2 separate regions of the Homo sapiens genome follow, and region 1 is linked to region 2. A link is an interaction called in ENCODE POLR2A ChIA-PET data of the cell type or tissue named here. Cell type or tissue: GM12878. All regions are shown on one strand. Links, peaks and the distances in the headings refer to the core of each region. The heading gives the core; the rest is flanking DNA.

What was found. ChIA-PET counts read pairs that join two places held together with the same protein. Peaks named below come from ENCODE experiments on the same cell type or tissue, not always from the same donor. Only the 100,000 strongest peaks of a DNase experiment are listed, where the experiment ranks them.
Region 1: POLR2A ChIA-PET joins it to region 2 with 7 read pairs; 9 of 35 experiments call an interaction of 5 or more read pairs at or near these places.

What each region holds. Positions count from the first base shown.
Region 1 is chr3:152,272,363-152,282,401 of GRCh38, forward strand. All of the region lies in intron 1 of MBNL1 (muscleblind like splicing regulator 1), which reads left to right. Among named protein-coding and RNA genes, the nearest start is that of MBNL1-AS1, 7.8 kb to the left of the region's middle. In GM12878, for the core only: no CTCF peak of the experiment used is centred there; no DNase peak of the experiment used is centred there; H3K4me3 peaks cover 3,862 bases; H3K27ac peaks cover 3,278 bases.
Region 2 is chr3:152,349,116-152,358,747 of GRCh38, forward strand. All of the region lies in intron 2 of MBNL1 (muscleblind like splicing regulator 1), which reads left to right. Among named protein-coding and RNA genes, the nearest start is that of MBNL1-AS1, 84 kb to the left of the region's middle. In GM12878, for the core only: no CTCF peak of the experiment used is centred there; DNase peaks (open chromatin) are centred at 3,636 and 7,916; H3K27ac peaks cover 1,098 bases.

The sequences.
Region 1 (10,039 bases), core at 305-8,304, 76 kb before region 2:
ATTAGAGAATGAGTCTTAACACCTCTCAAAGGCCAAAATAGAGTATGATTGTTACTTAGGAACATTTTAGAGACACTGTAGTTATCATTGTCCTGAAGTTACCAAACATAAACGAGTCACTAAAATTATTTTAAAATAGAGATTTTAGTAAATAGCAATTATCTTCAAATACTTAATATGTGTTTTCTTTTGCTAGAACTTTCTTTAGAAAGTTAAAAAAAAAAACCCATATCCAAAGTCCTGAGCAAATGTTAATAAAAGATTGCTGCATTCATAAGAATGAAAGATTTTTACCTGCAGATAGGAGGGTATTGTTTTGAATATTAGCAAAGGTGAAAATGTGTTTCTAACGTAACATTATGGGCTCTGAAGAATTTCTATACATGGAGACACTGTCTTTATAATTTGAACACATTCTTGAGAAGGCATCTGACTGGTAAACAAAGCACAATGGCATAGGTCCTGGAAACATTCCTTTCAGATATTTTCATAACTGAAGTACATTTTGCCATTCACAGTGAGTGTTAAGCTGAAAAAAATGTGGTTCTTTTCTAGCCATATAAAGTATGCTTACTATTATTTTCTCGAAGGATGCCAAAAAATGTAAAATGGATGTTGTGGATTCTTCGTGGGGAGGTTAGCTAGTTTGTATATAGAGCCTCAAGAAGAGTTGCCTCAGCTTGGTGCCATCTTGAGTCTGTCTTCCACTAGATGAGGCATAGCTTCCATTAGTGTCAGTGCGTGTGTGGAGGGTGAGGGGAAGAATGATCCCCATTAACTTTGTATATTGTTTCTGATGAGTCATGGAGCATATTCACTAATGGTTGGAGAATTATTGATTGCAAGGCAGAGGATTCAAGAAGAGCTATTGGCATATGGCATTAACTGTCTCTAGACATATTTTTTATTTTTAAATTTGAGGTAGAGAAATCGGTTTTTACGTAGTGTTTTTCATATTATAAAAAATAAACGTTTATATAAGCATTACAGATACATCCTTGAGGAAAAAAATAGTAAATACATGGTTATAGTTTTCTACATATTACCAGTTTTTTTCATAACAGATCCAGAACATCTCTTTCAGATAATCGTTCATGTTTTTAGAGAGGCATCTCATCATATGTGCCTGTGAAATCTGTAAAAATATGTGTAACACACATCTTGAAATATTTGTGTTAGGAGAATTAAGTCTTACACATTTGGTTCTTTTTCTACTGTTTTTGATTATGTTCTCTAGGTTACTATGATTATCTTTTGTTAAAACAGTTCAGGAAATATTAATCTCAAAACGAAATGTAGCCATATTGGACAGAGTAGAGAATTGCTTTTCCACAGAGACCAGTTATTCCAAAAAGGTGAAGATGTTTCTGAAATAATATCATGCTCATATGCTCCAAAAGAAAAACCATCATCTCTTTTGACATTCTTTTAGGAAACTGAGAGATGTATGTTTTATATACCAAAAGAGGTGAATAATAGTTGATAAAGGTATGCAAAATACATACTCCTGTGAAGTGTGAACATACAATTTGTATGTAACGCATGCATGAGCATATAACTTTCCCCAAGACAATGCCAATTTATTCAAATCACCTGAATGTTAAATAATATCATACTATTAAGAAGAATTGTGGTAAATATGAAATCTAAATACCAGTGATGATGTCCATGCTGATGTCAACTCCATTCCAGTCCTGCTTTAGCTAAATTCACAAAATGAAGAGATGTCTTTCTCCAAAGTAGTTTTCCAAAAATTTGTATTTGACACTGGATTTTTTCCTACGTTTTCACTTTTAAAAGTTTAGAAGCTATTAACTAAAAATGAACTTGTTTTAGAGAGCTAAGAAGATTCTAGATTTATGGGGACATTTAGTTCTATGAAATAAGCATTACGTTGCTGACTTGAAATATTATTCTATCATATAAAGTTGATTTATAAGTGAATACATATTGTGAAAAAATACCACAGTAGACTTAGTGAAATCTACCAAACTTAATCAAGATAGATATACGTTGTCCTCAAAAAAATAAGAATCTGGTAGGGAAAATAAGAGCTTCGAAAATAACTATAAAGTAGAAAGTGATATTTAATAAACAATGGCTGGGTAACATGGTATGAAAGTTCAGATAAGGGAAAGTCTTAAGATAACTCTGACTTGACCCACATACATGTAATAAAGGGAACAGTCCTTAAATGCATAAATAATGGGAACAAAAGGTATTCAGTATTTTTCAGCCTTAGCAAAATATTATTCTGTTAACGCAGTATTCTATTCAGCAATGGTTCCATATTTTCCATATGTTTATAGATAACATTCAGATATCGAATTTTCATATATGTTTTAATTCATTTATTTATTTCTTTTATCTAGGAGAAATATAATGGTTTCCAAATGTCCTATACTAGATTATTGATAGATTTTGTCATTAGTTTTACTATTGAATACCATGAAATATCAGCTGTTGCAGCCACTAAATAGTTACAAACTGTTGGTACTACAGTTTACTAGTCAATCCATGGTTATATGCTTGTGCTATGCTAAATATAAAGGATTCAAGATGAGGACTTAAGCAGTTCATATTTGTATTTAGAATATTATCAAAGATATTTTCTTAACTTGTCTCAGTATTAGAATTTACAGCCCATTTTCAGCTTATTGTATCCAGAAATTTCAATCATATCCAATAATTTATCAGCATTTGTTGATGACAGTAAAAGTGACACATTAGCATTTTATTTGTTTCTGTGTTGTTTGATTACAACAGTGACATTTTAGCACTCTTTGTGGACGGATAACTCTTCTAGTAGAAAGAAAGCAGGAGGGTGGTCAAGCTAAGTGACAGATACAAAGAGTTGGAGGACATAGGGCTTTCTGTGGGTAAGAAATGGATGAGAAAAGCTTTATGTCACTGACTAGGCTTGCAATTCAGTATTCCCCTATCAAAGGCCCCCTTACTGATGTTTCTGTTTACCAGATCTTGGTTTCAAGATGCCAGGTTCTGAAGAGATACACCACGAGTTCTTATAAACACTATATCTAAATTTGGTTTGAAAGTCTAATGTTTGGCTGTGTGCAGTGGCTCACACCTGTAATCCCAGCACTTTGGGAGGCCGAGGCAGGCAGATCACGAGGTCAGGAGATTGAGGCCGTCTTGGCCAACATGGTGAAACCCCGTCTCTACTAAAATACAAAAAATTAGCTGGGCATGGTGGCGCATGCCTGTAATCCCAGTTACTTGGGAGCTGAGGCAGGGGGATTGCTTGAACTCGGGAGGCGGAGGTTGCAGTGAGCTGAGATCATGCCACTGCACTCCAGTCTGGCAACAGAGCAAGACTCTTGTCTCAAAAAAAAAAAAAAAAAAAAAAAAAAGGCTAATGTTTATACCAGGCAGGTAGAAAAACAAAAACGGACCTCATTAGAGGATACATGAGGTTTCTAAAAGTGGAACTCCTTTGTAAATGTAAGAAGTGATATCAATATTATTATTATTTTAATATACTTATTTTGAAGTAACTAAGTTTTTTTGTTTATTTCTTGAAAGAAACAATAGATTGGGGAAAAACCATTTACTCTTTTCATGCCCTAGTTTCTAAATCTGTGACATTATAAAGGTGTAAATATTTATGAAAATAGTAGAAGTTGCCACTGGCTGTATTCTTTTAAGTAAGGTATCTCATTTAATCTTTTCTACTGTAAAGTAGCCGTAAAGTAATAAGACTTTTACCTTAAAGATCATGACTAGAACAATTTTTTCATTTGCGGAGATATGAGGCTTGTCATTTTTATTATTCCAATGTTCATGTTTTTAACCAATTTTTCTTGTCTTGCCTCCACTGATTATATATAAAGAATAGCGATGAGAATATAGCTGTAATTATGATTACTAACATCTTTGAATACTTTCTGTGTGCTAAGCTAAGGTTTATAATTAATTCATTTATTCCTCAGAACAACCCTATGGTATAGGTACTGTTAATATTCTGATTTTACAGATAGGGGAACTGAAGCACAGACAAGTCCAATTAATTGTGCAAAGGTACTTAATTAATAAGTAGCACAATAAGGAGTTGAACCAAGGTAGCCCAGCTTTAGAATCCATGCTCCTGTGTAAAAGAATAAAAACAGATTTTAAAAATACTTATTTTGGATGCTGATAGGAGCTTGAGAACATAAACGTTTGGAATACTTTAAAAGACTTGTACTTTCTACATCATTTGAAGAGATTCCAGAAGAATGGGCAGAAAGTAAGAGGATAGAGAGAAAAGGCCTGGGGTGAGGGGTGGGAAGCATTAATAGGATAGGAAGAAATGAGGAATCAGGTGTTCAAGGGAGATTGGTGCTACACTTTTGAGGTCATTGATGACCAGCTAGTAAGTTTAATAATACGTAGTGTGGAACATAAACAGACACTTGGTGTTTAGGGTAGTAACCTTACAGGAGTTGTGTTTTGGTGACATTTTATAGGGGTAGGACACATATAGAATGAAGTAGAGATTGTGGTTATACAGAACAGAGATGAGGGACTAGATGAGGGGAGTGGCCCTAGAATGAAAAGGAGGACATGTATGCTGAGAGAAATGTGATAAGGTTAGGCTGCATAGGATGTACCAGCTGACTGGATGTGGATATTAAAGGCAATGGGGGTATTAACAATTATTTTTAAAATACAGCAAGAATTTAAAAAACTTTTAATCAATCAAAAATTCCTTATTTAAGAATTATATAAAATATCAGTAAGTGAAAAACATTTAAAATTGTATTTTATCAGGGATTATAACTTAAGTAGAAGATACATGTTAATTTCTTAAAACATTTCATTTCTGTGCTAAGCTCTTTCAAAGCACTGGATGGTGATCTAAAGGTCACCAAATTCTTTGTCCCAAATTGGTAATTTTAAAGTAAACATAATTTCAACGTTAGGCCTATTTTGTTATTTGCTGAGAAATGTCTCAATGTCAACCAGGCAGTTCTCCTCTCTTATTAAAGTCCATGCTCAGAATGCCTGTGTAACCTATCCTTAGTGATAAACAAGGTGGCAGATAGATACATGATAAAACAAGTTTGCCATGTGCTCAATGTGGCTGACATTTATACTTCTCAGACCTTGCTATTTTAGGGAAGGTATCAGTATAACCAGGGCATTCTTTTTCCTGGAACTAAAAATCCTTAATAATCAGTCACTATTATAAACAGAATGATTTACATACAGGAATCAATAAACAGTTGCTTTTGGTTAATGGTTATCTGGAGTAGGAGGATAGTTATATTTCAAATAGAATAGAAAGCTTTATTGGAATACTTACATGTCTTTTTAGTTTGAGGACCTTACAAGCTTTTTACAAATAAATGGTTTAAAATAGTTTAAACAGAAAATGTCAGAACATTGATAGATTATGTTTTATTTAATATACAGAGAAAAATTCCCATGAAATAAAGACAGTTTTCAAGAAAAATATTCTATTTATAAATATTTACAACTTATTAGTTATTTAGATTGCCCGTGTCCATAAAAATAATACAGAAATTACACTATTTATGTCTTTAAATATAGCATGTTTCTATAAACTAGAGAATAATGTTGACAGTATTTTATTTTGCCTTTGTTAGTATTATGTGAAAGTCACACTTATTACATGCCTTTTTCTATTATTAGACTTTTTTTCCTATCTAGTTTTTGCCTTGTGCTATACAGTATGGTGAAAATCTATTTAGCTATGTCATTAAGATAATGCTTAGAAAATGCTAATTTTTAAGTAACTAAGATTAAGTAGTATTGGATATTCTTTGCCTTCTTTATTATTCTGTCATTGGGCTAATTTTAACTAGACAAATTTATTCCAAAGTATTTTGAGCCATTATTTGAACTTCATTGCTGTAACATTCAGGAAAAACTGCATTGTCTACCTAGTGGCATTCAGATAAGGCATTTGGTCTTAGGTACCTCTTCCAAAAGACTTTTAAGAGGTTTGATAAGCATAGCAAAAGTGAACGACGGAGGATACAAGAAAATCTTTGATCCAGGAGTAGTCTCTCTGAAGCATTGCATGACCTTTCCAAAAAATAATTTGAGAAGTGCCTAACAATAGAAAAATATATATTTTTTCCTTCAATAGGAAAGACTTTAGAAAAAATATACTCAAGTAGAATTCTGCATAATGCTTTCTGGGGGACCACATTTGCTGAAAATTGCCTACGGGAAATGACTTTCTCAGAGTGATATAGTTTTGAGGACTGAGATTTTAAAAGTAAATATTTTATTGGGAGCAATTAATTTAGGAAGAATAGTATTATGCCTATTCCTCTGTAGTTGATTAAAGTTTACTAAGTGCTGAGGTCTTTTCCCTTAAAACATTACTTTGCCATGTTAACAATCAGGTCATAGAGGAATGAATTCATCTTTTGTGTTTTGCTAAATAATCAGTTAACAAACATATTCTGAGCACGTTTAAAGTCAAAGGATTGTAGTAGGTCACAAGAGGGAGATCGAAAGTATAATTACATAGTGTCTTTCCTTCTTTGACATACAATTGGGTTGAGGAGAAAGACTTGAAAACTTAATGCAAGGCACTATACAAGTTAGTACCAAAGGAGGAAACTGAAAGAGGGAAGGAAATTCAAAGAAGGAAGTTTTTGTGGAACTGAATGGCAAGGGAATGCTGTGGGGAAGAGGGGGCATCTGTCATAGGCCCAAAGATTAAGCACTCTTTTCGGAATATGGAGTGACATAGTAAGAATAAGGTGGAAGTAGTGATGAAAGCTACCATATTTGAGCAGCGTCTTTTCTATGTGAGGCCTTGCTAGCTTATGTTGTTTTTGGAAAAAAACAGATAGACAACCTGGTAGTGATAGTAGACAATGAATGAATTGGGCCGGTGAGTCAGGAATCATCATCCTCTTAGAGGACACAGACTTAGAGAAATTATCTTATTTGCCTAAATCCACATAGCTGGTGATCAGCCGAACTGAACAGAAGCCAGGTCTTTTCATACTTCAAAACCAGCATTCCCCAACCCCATCCCTCCCCATCCCATGATTCTGTTGGGAATGAGTGTGGCATGTTTATGACATAGTAATTTTAAAACTTCACCCATACAACAACTGACATAAGTCAAGAAGATAGAAATTTTATTTAAAAGGCTGTCAAATGTATTTTCATCTTTTTTGCTTTGATGATGGGTTACAAATAGCGTATCGTTTGACAAATGCTTATACTCTGTTTCTTGGATTTGTAAAAAAAATAAAACAAACTAGGCCTCCCATCTTCAGTAGATATGGTATGGAGTTGCAGTATCATGATGTTGTAACAGTGCATTTCGCAGTAGGTAGACCCATTTGGGATTCCCTCAGAGGAAGCTTGTGAAGTTTGAAGATAATGTACTTTCTCACCAATAGTATGAGGCTATAAAATTTTCACCAAGAAATGATAGGGGCAAAAGTTTATAGATCATGGTTGTTTGATTATTTTATGCTTTTATGTTACATCATCTAATTTATACATCAGTCTCTGCTCTCTGTAACTTTACATGTGATGTAGCCTGTGACTTTAAAAGATAAGCTGTTAATTGTAGAGTTGTGCTGTTGGAGACCTGTCACTTTGCTAACAAATTCCTCTCTTCATAGAGCTATTTAGAACATATGGCAAATAAAATTATGTGATTATGTGTTTTTAGAGAAAAATTTATTTATATAAAATGAAAGTCTTTGCTTTTGGCTGCAAAAGAAAGCATCCTTAATAGCAAATATTGATTGCAGTGCCAGTGTGCCATGTATCATGCTATACCCTTTGGAGGAAAAAGAGGTAAGATGTGCCTGTTCTCAAAGTAATTTCCAGTATAGTGATAGAAATATTCACAAATAATGGACGGGCAAAACAAAGTGGGCACAAAGAAGCCAAGAATAAGCTGTTTGTGGGCAGAGTGTGGAATTTGCCTAAAACCATTCGGTAGACAGGTTAACTCTTTAGATACTTTGTATATATTGGAGAAGAGACAAAATCAACTCATAATTTATTAAAATGATGTGATTTGATATGTACACCATTTAGTTTTTCTGTTCAAGTATTTGGTAAATAAGTGTGATGCCAGCATAGTATCATCCTGGACTAGACAGAAGAAATTAATTTATTTCTGATGCTGGCAGTTTTGGAGAAAGGTGGGCACATACGGTTCATCTGAATCTTCCTCATGCTAAATTCTTGATTGGAAGCAGGTTAAAACACTCAGGTTAACGTTTATGTTAACAGAAAAGAAAAATCAGTCAGAGAGAGGTGCGTTGTATTTAACATTAATGACAGAGAATTTTAAATATGCACATGATTCTCTTTTTCCTCCAGCTTTTCTTTCTGCACAGGAAATAAAGCTGTATTTTGTAGGCCAGCTTCCAGACTTTGAAATGGTGAAAGTGCAACTGTGCATATTCTTCTATAAGACCCCATTCAGCTGTGACGTGTTGTTGTTTCCAAGATTTAATCTGCATTCTAGTTTAGAAAATTCAGGATTTTATTGCTTATTATTATTCATTTTTATTCATAAATATTTGTTTAAAGCCCATTACATATAAAGTTTTACTATAAGATTTTAATTGAAATTTTTAAGACAAATTAAGAATATGGTTTCTGATTTTCTGAAGTTTATGGCCTATAGAAAAAGGTCCATTCATAAGTGAAATAATAAAAGCAAAACAACAAAAGACTCGAGCTTTAGCCATTCTAGTAATTATTAAAATAGCTACTTTCTTCGTAGGAACTTATTATTTTACATGTGTGATCCCATAGCTCTTACACAATTCTGTGTGATTTAGGCATTGCTATCTTTCTGGCTCCCAAGTGAGAAGATTGAGGCTTGGAAAGATTAAGGTTAGGGGATTTGCTCAAGGGTCATATGATAAGGTACTACTGTGAGAGCTGAGATCTCAACCCAGGAGTTTTGCTGTTTTTCTGCTTGTTTATTTCCATCAGTATGGTATGAATTAGGCACACAAATACTCATTGCATGTAGATTTGGGACCTACTCCAAGTTAATTCTGGAAAGACTCAGTGAAGAAGATAAGATGTGGAAGAGGTTTTTTTTAAGCATTATGGTCATGAAAGAGCAGACTATGGAATGGACTTTGAAGTTTCACTAGCTTTGAAAGGAGGGGTATATCAAATGGCCTAATCTGCCTGTGTGGTTTGCTCAGTATTAGTTCTACTCATACCTAATACCCTCTGCCCCAGCACTCGCCAAGATCAGCAAAATCTACTTTTAGACTCAAAATCATTACCACCTGTGAAGTTTCTGATGTCGCTTCTGAGTGACATAGCACTCTGTCAATTGCTCTGTTGGATGGCTTTGCTGAATGGCACCTTTTAAGAAGTGCCTTGAGCCCCAAAAGAGTTTCAAATGCTCTTGTAATCTATTCAGCTGCATTATTGAAGATATTAGGGTAATTCAATTCATTTTTTCATCACTAAAACATAGAAATCTGTTGCCAACATTAAAATAGACAAACATATCATTGAAAATTTAATAGCTCTACATTCACTTGGAGATTTCCGATAAACTTTTCTCACTTTCCCCCAAATCCTTAATAATTAGAGCATGTCCATGTGTGTATGTGTGCATGTTTTTGTGTCATATCCCTATGTGTCTATATATATATTCCATAAATGATTGTGAAGTGGTACACAAGTTGTAGCTAAAAATGAAATAGAATAAATGTATGAAGCTAAGGGATCCATTCTCCAACTAATGCGTTAGTTGACAAATTTGCTCTGAAATATTGATACCATTTTGTGATTCCCTGTATTGAATACAAGTATGGGCTTGTGAAAATATAGTATCCACAGACCCTAATTAGAAACAAAATAAAGGTATTCTAATATACCTATGCAAATTTAAAGTTTTAACTTATTCATATAACAGTTTTCAGCTTGTCAGTGACCTGATATCAATGGATTTGAAAATGATTTTACCTTTAAGTACCAAGAATTCTTAGGGACATGTGTGTGTGTGTGTATTCAGATTAAAGATTCCATGCTAATATACTAATTTTTTGGC
Region 2 (9,632 bases), core at 1-8,000:
TATCAAGACCTCTCCTGGGGCCCATTCCCTAAGAATGTATCCCTTGTGCTAAATAGAGTATGTATGTACAGGCACACTGTACATGTTTGAAATACTTGAATAACAGTTCTTCAGGGATTACTGTGTAATTATTTGTATCTATTGCCTTTATCTTAGTGCTGATTTATGGGGCTAGATTTTGACTTAAGTTACCTACAATGTCTTGTTTCATAGTTTGAGAAAGTACATAAACAATATTGAAAAAACTAAACATCAGTGGTGTTATTTAGTGAATAGAACAGTTGGAAACATATCTTATTTTTAAAAGAATAGCTGAATGTGACATATCCATGGCATGTTAAAAAATGAAAAAAAATGGAAACTGACTTTGAACAGATTATTGAAATGCTAGTGTATAATTTTTCTGAGTTGCACTATAAAAAATTTTTACTCTTGCAACTAGAGGAAATCACTCAACTGGAAGTGCTGGATATAATTTCTGACTTATCCATTAGTCATCCTAATAATAAGAAAGTATTTAGTTCCTTTTTTTCATAGCGGTCCATCTTAAACAATAAAATTACATAGCCCACTCAAAGATATTTCAGGAAAATTGAGGTGTTGCTTTCAAAAAAGTATTAAAAAGTGGGCACAGTAAATTGTCTGTGTGTGTGTGTGTATGTGTGTATTTTAATGCTACTGTTTTTATCATTCATTTCTCATCATGTAGATAGGAAGGTTAGCAGAAAATTACCTTGAGATTTATAGTTGGGATGACTAGGCCTGGAGCATTGCCCTTTGCTAAGATAAGAAATATAGGTGTTAAAATTGATGTTTTCTCTTTCTTTTTAGGGAGAACATGTAATTGGTTTGGGAGGGTTGAATTTAAGGAAAAACATCTGAAACCCTCTTACACAGACTGATAGTGCTGTGATAGGAAGAAAATACCCAGAGAGAATGTACAGTAAGAAGAAGGAATCTAAAGACAAACCTTGGCGCATCTCTCTATAACCAGCAGTCAGAAAGGAGGGAAATCAAAAGAAAGTGTCAGAGAATGAGTAGGTTAATACATAGCAGGTAAATGAGGATGGTGCTTTGCCAAGGCAAAAGAGAAAAACATTCAGAAAGTAACTAGTTATTCTATAGAGAAGACAAGAAATGAGAAAAAAATCACTTTGGCTGTTAAAAGGACAGTAGTAATCTTTGAAAGCAGATGAGTAGAATTGGGAGAGAGGAGGTAGAATTCAGATTGTAAACCAGATTCCAAGAAGATGAGTCACTAGTAAATTGGGAGGTAATGCATGAGGCCTCAACACATGTAGACAACTCTATAAAGAAATTCAATAATAATAAGAGAAGTGGGAGTCAGCTGAAGGATTCAGCACAGAAGAGGTTGTTGTAGAGCAGTGAGGGTTATTCCACTGCAGAATAGTGGAAGCATGTCTTTTTCACTAAGGGAAGGGGCAGCCGTCAGTGGAGAGTGAAAGAATGAATGACAAATCGCTAAAATAGGGAAATATCAGAGAAGATGAGAAGGGATTAAGAAAAAGTGAGTTAGAGAGATTGGCCTTGAATGGAAGATTAACCAAAAACTTCCTGAGAGACAGAAATGAAGGTGCTTAGCCAGATTCCATTCCCTAATACTACCTGCATTTTGGTCATCCTTGTCATTTGGGTGGTTCCATGCCTTGGGTCCACACTCCTTTCTTTACTCTTTTTAAAAATATTTTATTTTAACTTTGACTTATAGACCCATCTCGATAGAATTTCATGAGGGCAGAGGACATGTTTTATCCATGCATGTGTTCTAATGTGTTTCGGTAACCCCCGAAGTCAGTGCTCTTAGGGGAAGAAGTTTCATAGCCCTGCCTATCGATCATAGTACAAGGCTGATGACTAATTAGCTACCTAGGTGAACCTCAAAAGCTGTTTCCAAAACAAGTCCTCAATTTCTAATGAATGGGGCAGATTATTATGTATCAGACTTTTTTTTTTCCTGTTTTTGGTTAATAAAGTTACTGCATAACAAAACATAACTTAGAGTTCAGAAGTGGATATATCCAAAGCCAGATAGAAGTTGTAACTATAATTCATTGTAATAAGTAGAAACATTTAACTGAAAAAAATGAAAAGACAAAAATTTGCAAGGCAAATAGTTGTTAAATGCCATGGTTTATACCACTATGTCAAACAAATGAGATTTCATTATGTCATTATATTTTGTCTGATCCATACCATAAGCACAAATCCCTTGATTAGAATAGTTGGATTGCATTTTCTGATTCTTACATAGCAAAAATAACTCTAAGCAAAAGTTAACTAAATGTTGTCTGCCTCTCATGTAGAAAACATGTTTTATGTTAGTGTTTGTTTTATGGTTGCTATTTTTTCTGTAAGTTATTAGTTTTCGAGTTTTATTAAAGGTGTAATTTCACAGTTGGAGTATATTTGTCAAATCCTGACCCTTTTTACTTGTACATATATGGTACAACAATTTTTTAAACACCTTTTTATGTGTAAACACTTATAGGAGGGGTTTTAAGGTAGTGGGCTTGAAGTCAGACTGCTAGTGTGTTGAATTCTGGCCTCAGGAATCACTAGCTATGCAATCAGATACAAGTTACTATAAGCTGTAGTTGTGTCATCTGTAACACTGGGTTACTTAAAATTCTTTGCTGAAGTGACTTTTAAGATATTTAAATGAAGTGAAACACAAAAAGCATGCAAACAGGGTCTAGCACATGATAAAGCCTTATTAAATGTTAGCTACTATTATTATATTTTCAGATTATATTTTGGAGATTCAAAAGTACTTAGTAAATGTCCAGCATTGCTCTAAGCATATACTTGGTCTCTACTAATCCACTTTATTTATTTTTTTCACAAATGATCGATAATCTATTTTTCAAAGTACAGTTAGACATAGAAACATTATGAACTGTCTACCATTTTTATGGCTTTAGACTCAACATTATATTTGAAGTGAAAAATTGTAGCTATTTTAATTCCTAAATTATGTAAAGCTATAAAATGTGTTATGTTAGCCAGTTGATTTTATTCCTCCTGAAAATACTTTGTTTTATTTCTCTTCAGAAGGAAAAATAGAAAGATAAGACAGTAAATTTAGGATGAGCAAAATATGGCCGATGACAGCTTTCATGTATTCATTTTTTCATGTTTTAAAAATTATTACTATCACTAATCACTTAAAACACTGGTTGATTATGACTGTTGTACAGTTGCACAGACATCTTGTTTTCTTCTAGAGAGTCCCAGGAAAGCATGAGAACATCATTTAACTACACTAGAATTGTAAATTAAAACAATTTTATCCTGGCTCACGTCTCTAGGGCTGCCTTGAACCACTCTTTAGTGTAGACTCTCCTGTCCAACCTCCCTGGAGTTTTTAAAACACATCGCCCTGTCTCACATTTCTGTCTTCACACAATTTTCTTTTCATAAAAATTTTCCCACCCTGGTTTTTTTTTGCTGTTGTTGTTTTTTTTTGGTTGTTGTTGTTTTTAAACTTACGACTCATCCTTTTAGACTCAATACCGGAGACAGCTCCTCTGGGGAGTCTCCCTTGATCCCCTCCATTTCCTAAGCTGTGGGAAATGTCTCCGTTAGTAACCCACATCAGTTCCTGTTGCAGTCATTTACTGACCTGAGTCCTCTGGGATGCAGCAGAGACACATCATTTGCCCTGCATGTACTGTGGCTAACACTGTTGTGTCAGTGCTCACTTAGTGTTGGTTGAATGACTGCATGCAAGAATAGCTGTTTTAATTTGGACATTAGGCTAAGTTTTATCCTTTTTAGGGAGGTGCATGGATGTAAACTTCTTGGATTATGTAGTACGTTATGAAATGAACTTGTTTAAGTCTATTTTATGATGAATAGTTTACAAACATAGAAACAACACTTGTAGTAAACTCTCTTAAAATTAAATCCAGACAGATTTAAACTATGTGTGTCAGATATAATTTTTTGTCTTTTATATGAGAGTACAAAAGTCAGAGTACTCTGTGATCAGCGAACAAAAACACACCTCAGTCTCAGAAGCTTATCCTAGCAAAGGTGTCTTTCTTTCTCCTGTAAAGTCAATGGTGTACTCTTTCATCCAACTACTCAGGAATCCAAGCTTACTCTGCCTTCCTCTGATGTGTGGCTTCCAAAGTGTCTGAGGCTGTGTCAGAGAGAGATGGGAAAAGAACATTGGTTTCCAATAATCTCTTCTGGGAAATCAAACCACCATTTACGCTTAGTGTCTTTTGGCTAGAATAATGTGCCACCAACTTAATGCAACAGAGGCTGAAAAGGTTGCCTTTTAGAGTAGTCAGGCAGAGGAAATAGTGCGTAGGAATTGACCAAGCCACTAGGTGATTTGTCTCCTTTTTTGTGTTTCTATTTTTGATTTATTTAATTTTTTTGTGATACTTGAGGGCCTGGATGAATGATGTGAGGTAGATACCACTGGGTAAATTCAAGTATAAAACATAAATTCTATACTAATTATCAAGCCCTTGTCATATCTTAGGCATATTAATTATTGAAGAAGAGTCTATCTCAACAAATCCTTTTTTTTTTTTTTTTTTGGCTTATAGTCCATTTTGAAAATGTGGTAGACATTTTAAAACATAGTGCACATCAGCATGTAACCTCAAAATCTGGCATGCAAATTCAGAGGTTCACAAAATCTCTGCAGCCCACCCACTGTAGCCTTCCCAGAGTTAAGAGCACCTGGCCTGTGCTACATGGATTGGTGAAATATTAGAAAAGATGAGAGAAAATCAGTATGAGCATAAATTTTATCTTCTTTTTGGTGAGTACTTTGAAAGAAAATTAGGACCTAATCCCCTAGTTTAAGTGAAAGAGGTAATTTGGTTGCTACATGATAGAGATTCATTGAAGGAGAAAGAAGTAGACAGTAGACAAAGTTGTTGTTCAAAGTATAATCAAGAGTCAGGCATCCAATTGAGGTCTGAACAATAGCTTTTATTCATGTTCTCTCACCAGTCTGTGTTACATGAAGCTTTAATGATATTTGATGATTGAATTCATTTTTTAAAATAGCTGCATTGCAGAAAAGTGGTTTGCTATTAAAATATTACGTACCTTAGGAGACTGAGGTGGAAGGATTACTTGAGCCCAGGAGTTTAAGACAAGCCTGGGCAACATAGCAAGACCCTGTCTCTAAAAATAATAATAATAATAACTGAGCATGGTGGCTTCCGCCTGTGGTCCCTGCTACGTGGGAGGCTGAGGCAGAAGGATCACTTGATGCCATGAGGTGGAGGCTGCCGTGAGGCGTGGTGGTGCCATGGCCCTCCAGCCTGGGTAACAAAGCAAAACCTGCCTCTTAAAAAAGAAAAAATTACGTACTTGAGTTTGGATCATACAGATTAATGAAAGAACTACAAAAGATTTTTACTGCTTAATTCTGTATTTGGGGTCTCTTCATTTTTAAAAATAATAAAGCAATTTGCTTTATCTTACATTGGGGTTTTATATTCCCAATTATTTCACCTTAATTTTACAATTTTTACTATATGAAAAAAAAAAACTGCCCTGAAGCCTTTGGTTTATATAGAATAAAATAGGGCACATATTGTTGTGTAAGAAAAGTAAATACCAACTTAGCATGTTTAATCATGTTGTAGAATTATGTATTTTCAGAGATAAATACTTGTTACTTAATGTCAGTTTTATAGATGAGGAAATTGAAATTCAGTGTTTAAATGATTCCCCCTTAGTATTTGCTTCTATAGAAATTTTTACCTGTTTTCACTCTGGTTTCTCTTCAGATCGTGTAAATCTTTCGCCTTTTACTAAAGAAATTTTTACCTATTTTCAGCAGTTTTCTCAGTGTATTGTAATTATTTCATCAAAAGTTGAATCTCCTTACCAAACTTGGGTACTACTGAAAGGCAGAAATTTCTGTTATTCATCATTATTCCTCCAGAGCTTGGCATTTTTTTTTATGCTCAATACATTGAGTGAAGGAATGAGCAAACAATTAAAAGAAAGTATGACAAAAAAATCGTAAGTGAGATCCAGTCTCTGCCCAAATGCCTGAGAGGCAAAATAGCAACATGATTGGTGCTGGGACTCCAGAGCCAGGCTTCTTACCAGCTTGACTTCATACTGTCTCGGTCAACTTGGCAATTGATATTATCTATCTTATAGTGTTGTTATGAGAATTAAATGAGTTAGTATACACAAATGCCTAGAGCAGTGCCTGCGTCCAGTTTAATTTGGCTTTACAAATTTAAACCTGCAAGGATTATGTAATTAGACATACATAAATTTTACACAAATAAAAATCAGAGTGAATGTAATTTGACATCAGTTGAATAAAATGAAGCAAAATATCATAATCTTTGGTTTATTACTGTGTATTTGGTAATCCTGGAAATTGATACAATTTGCATTTTAGTTTAAGTGCATGTTATTTAAGTAACATTTAAGTTTTATAAGATCATGGAATTAACCATTTTTTCGTATTTTTCAATTAGAAAAATTTTGTATTTTTACAATTAGAAAAGTGTAATTTTTTATTAGTATGCAACAGATATGACACAGCTAGGCTAAATCAAATTATTACATATAGTCCAAAATTTAGATGATTATACTGAATATTAGTATTCACTTACTGTACTACTGAAGAGTCAACATTTCAAAGCTAATGATGAAAATTATCTACTAAGTGTGTGACTTTTTCCCCAAGAATGATTTCATCTGCTTCCACCAATTTCAGTATTCTAGTTGATAGAGTCAAAATCATAGCATGCGGAAGCAGCACAAGATATCATGTGCAACATGTGTTGTGCCAAGTCAGTAAACAGCCATCGTAGGAGTGGCCAGCGTGGCCTTATACCTTACTAGAACCCAGAGAAAAAAGAGCCTGCTTTTTAAAGAGAAAGGCAAAATTGCTTCTGGCCTCCATTTCCCACTCTTTGTTTCTCATGGGAAGAAGCAAGAATTCCAGAATCGTGTGAAATTTTCATGGTTTTATGAAATCATTCTCTGAGTCATTAAAATGTATGCTAAGAAAAAAAATCTAACTTATGCTTTATGCTCAGATGCAATTTTAATAGTCTCAAACTAAGATAAACAAATATCCCAGCACACTTTTTTAATTAAAAAAAAAAAGCACCCGAAAAACTTATTATTCTATTCTTTCCTGAGATTGACTAGAATTAATACTTTTCACAGTTTTTATGTGCCACCAATAGCACTAAACTTTTTAAAGGGTATTGTCTCTTTATAAAATGTATCGACCAGAATCTGCTTCTTAAACAGTGGAATACTAGAATGTGTTACAGAGGTGAGGAAGCTTCTAGTAATCCAAGTTTGCCTGACAAAGTCCACTCTTTAAAATGTCCTGATTTATTTATTTGAGACAGAGTCTCACTTGGTCGCTGGAGTGCAGTGGCACAATCTCAGCTCACTGCAGCCTCCACCTCCTGGAATCAAGTGATTCTTGTGTCTCAGTCTCCCTAGTAGCTGGGATTACACGTTCGCACCACCACTCCCAGCTAATTTTTGTATTTTTAGTAGAGACCGGGTTTCACCATGTTGGTCAGGCTGGTCTCGAACTCCTGACCTCATGATCTGCCCAAAGTGAGACCTCGGCCTCCCAAAGTGCTGGGATTACAGGCGTGAGCCACCACACCTGGCCCTGCTTTTTCTTTTTTAAAATGATAAAAAATACAGTTACTTTTATTCTGTATTCCAGAGGGGATCTGGGCATATGTGTGTAGTGTGTGTGTGTGTGTGTGTGTGTTCTTACTGTAACCCAGGTATATCTTAATGCAAAATCATGTGTTTCCCTTGTGGTGTTACCATACTTATAATATCAAATGTGGTGGGTCCTGTGGTAGAGAGGCAGTCTGGGAATGAGTAGACCTGATTTTAAACCTCCAATTCACCATGCTATTGACGTAAATGTTGGTCTTCACTTTACTCATTTTCTCAACAGAGATCATGTCATCCTGAATTATAAAACATGCCTGGCCCATCTCTCCAGGCTGCTGGGAGAATAAGAATAGAGAGCCCAGTGTAGTACAAGCCCAGAGAGAACTTCAAGAATGGTAGCTGTGGTTTGTGAATTATTAGCTACTATTCTTAATAGTGACACAAGGACGGAGGCAGGATTCAGTTTTCAGAAGCCCACAGTTATAGTCAAGACCATTGCTACTCCTTAGTTATATGATCTTTGAACGGACTTTTTACATCTTAGAGCCAATTTTCTTATCGCTAAAACAAAGTTGTAGCATCTGCCATGATTACTTCAAATGGCTGTTGTGAGTTGTGTATAAAATAATACTGTTTTGTAAATATAAATCATGATAGCAGTTTTCTCATGCTTTCTTAGTACTACATTTCCAACCCTGAGATGGAGTGTTATAGGAGCAGGGAAATCAGCCACGGGTGGGTGTGGGCAGGAATGGTTAAACACTACTGTTATTTCAGTAATGTGATAATTGGAGTTTTAAGGGTATGTGTGTGTGTTTTGGGAAAGTAGAGTGGAGCAGGAGAAAGGGTATGTAGACAACTGTGTTAGAGAAATTGAATCTCAGATGGTGAGTGTTTTATTTTCCCACCTTACTCTTGCTTCTTTAAGTTACTACTCCCACAGGAGATTGGCTATAGACTGACATGAGTGAGTAAAGTTACTCATTAGGGGAATCTAAGCTTCAGTGAGATGATAAGAAAGTGATTGAAGCAGGGAGCTGTGAAGAGTTAGAAATAAGGTTGGCTCATGGCATGCATCATCAGCTTATCAGGACATGGATGGTGGCAGAGAAAGGAAGAAAACTCATTGAAATAAATATGGGGATTTCAGGGGTCCATGGAGCAGAACACACTTGAAAAGGTCAAAATGAAGTTAGAAGGGTGTGTGTGTGTGTGTGCGCACGCACGTGCGTGTATCTGTGTCTGTGTGTGTATAAATTAAGGAATGAGTATGCTTGTAGGACGTATTTAAGAAAAAGGGGGTTTGTTAATTTTAGTCTTCTAAATTTTACACACTACATCAGTGAGGACAGTTTCAGGTATCCCATGAAGAGCGAAATGTGTATAAAGAGAGATTTTTTTAAGCTTAAAAGACAAATTATGATTTCTGAAGTTTTGAAGTCATATAAAAGTTTATTCACTTCTTATAAATATGTTATTATCTTTGATTAGTGATATTTTATTAAAGGTACTTCTCATTTTTATTCATATTTAAACATAAATGTGTTGATGAAGATAGTGATGGTAATGTTAAATCATTGGCTTCTTGAGAATTGTGTAGTCCTGGTATGTGAGAGAAAAAAAGACAATAAATGATAAGTGACTCATTAGGATAAAGGATAGAAAAGAGAGCAAGAAATATTTGAAAAATATGTATTTCATTTACTGTTAAATATCCAGTTCAATTAGTTTTCCCTGCAACTAGATCTATTTCCTTTGCTGTTAAGGAGAATGAATTGAGATATCCAACTGATGACATTCTGTTTTTCATTTTTTCCTTTTATTCATGTTGCTAAAGCATGCTTTGCTTCTTCCCTGATTATGGATTACATAAGGAAGCACTAGTTTAACTATCTTTTCTAAAAAAGTAACTAAGGGATTCACATCAGTTAACCTCTGAATTACAAAGGAAATGT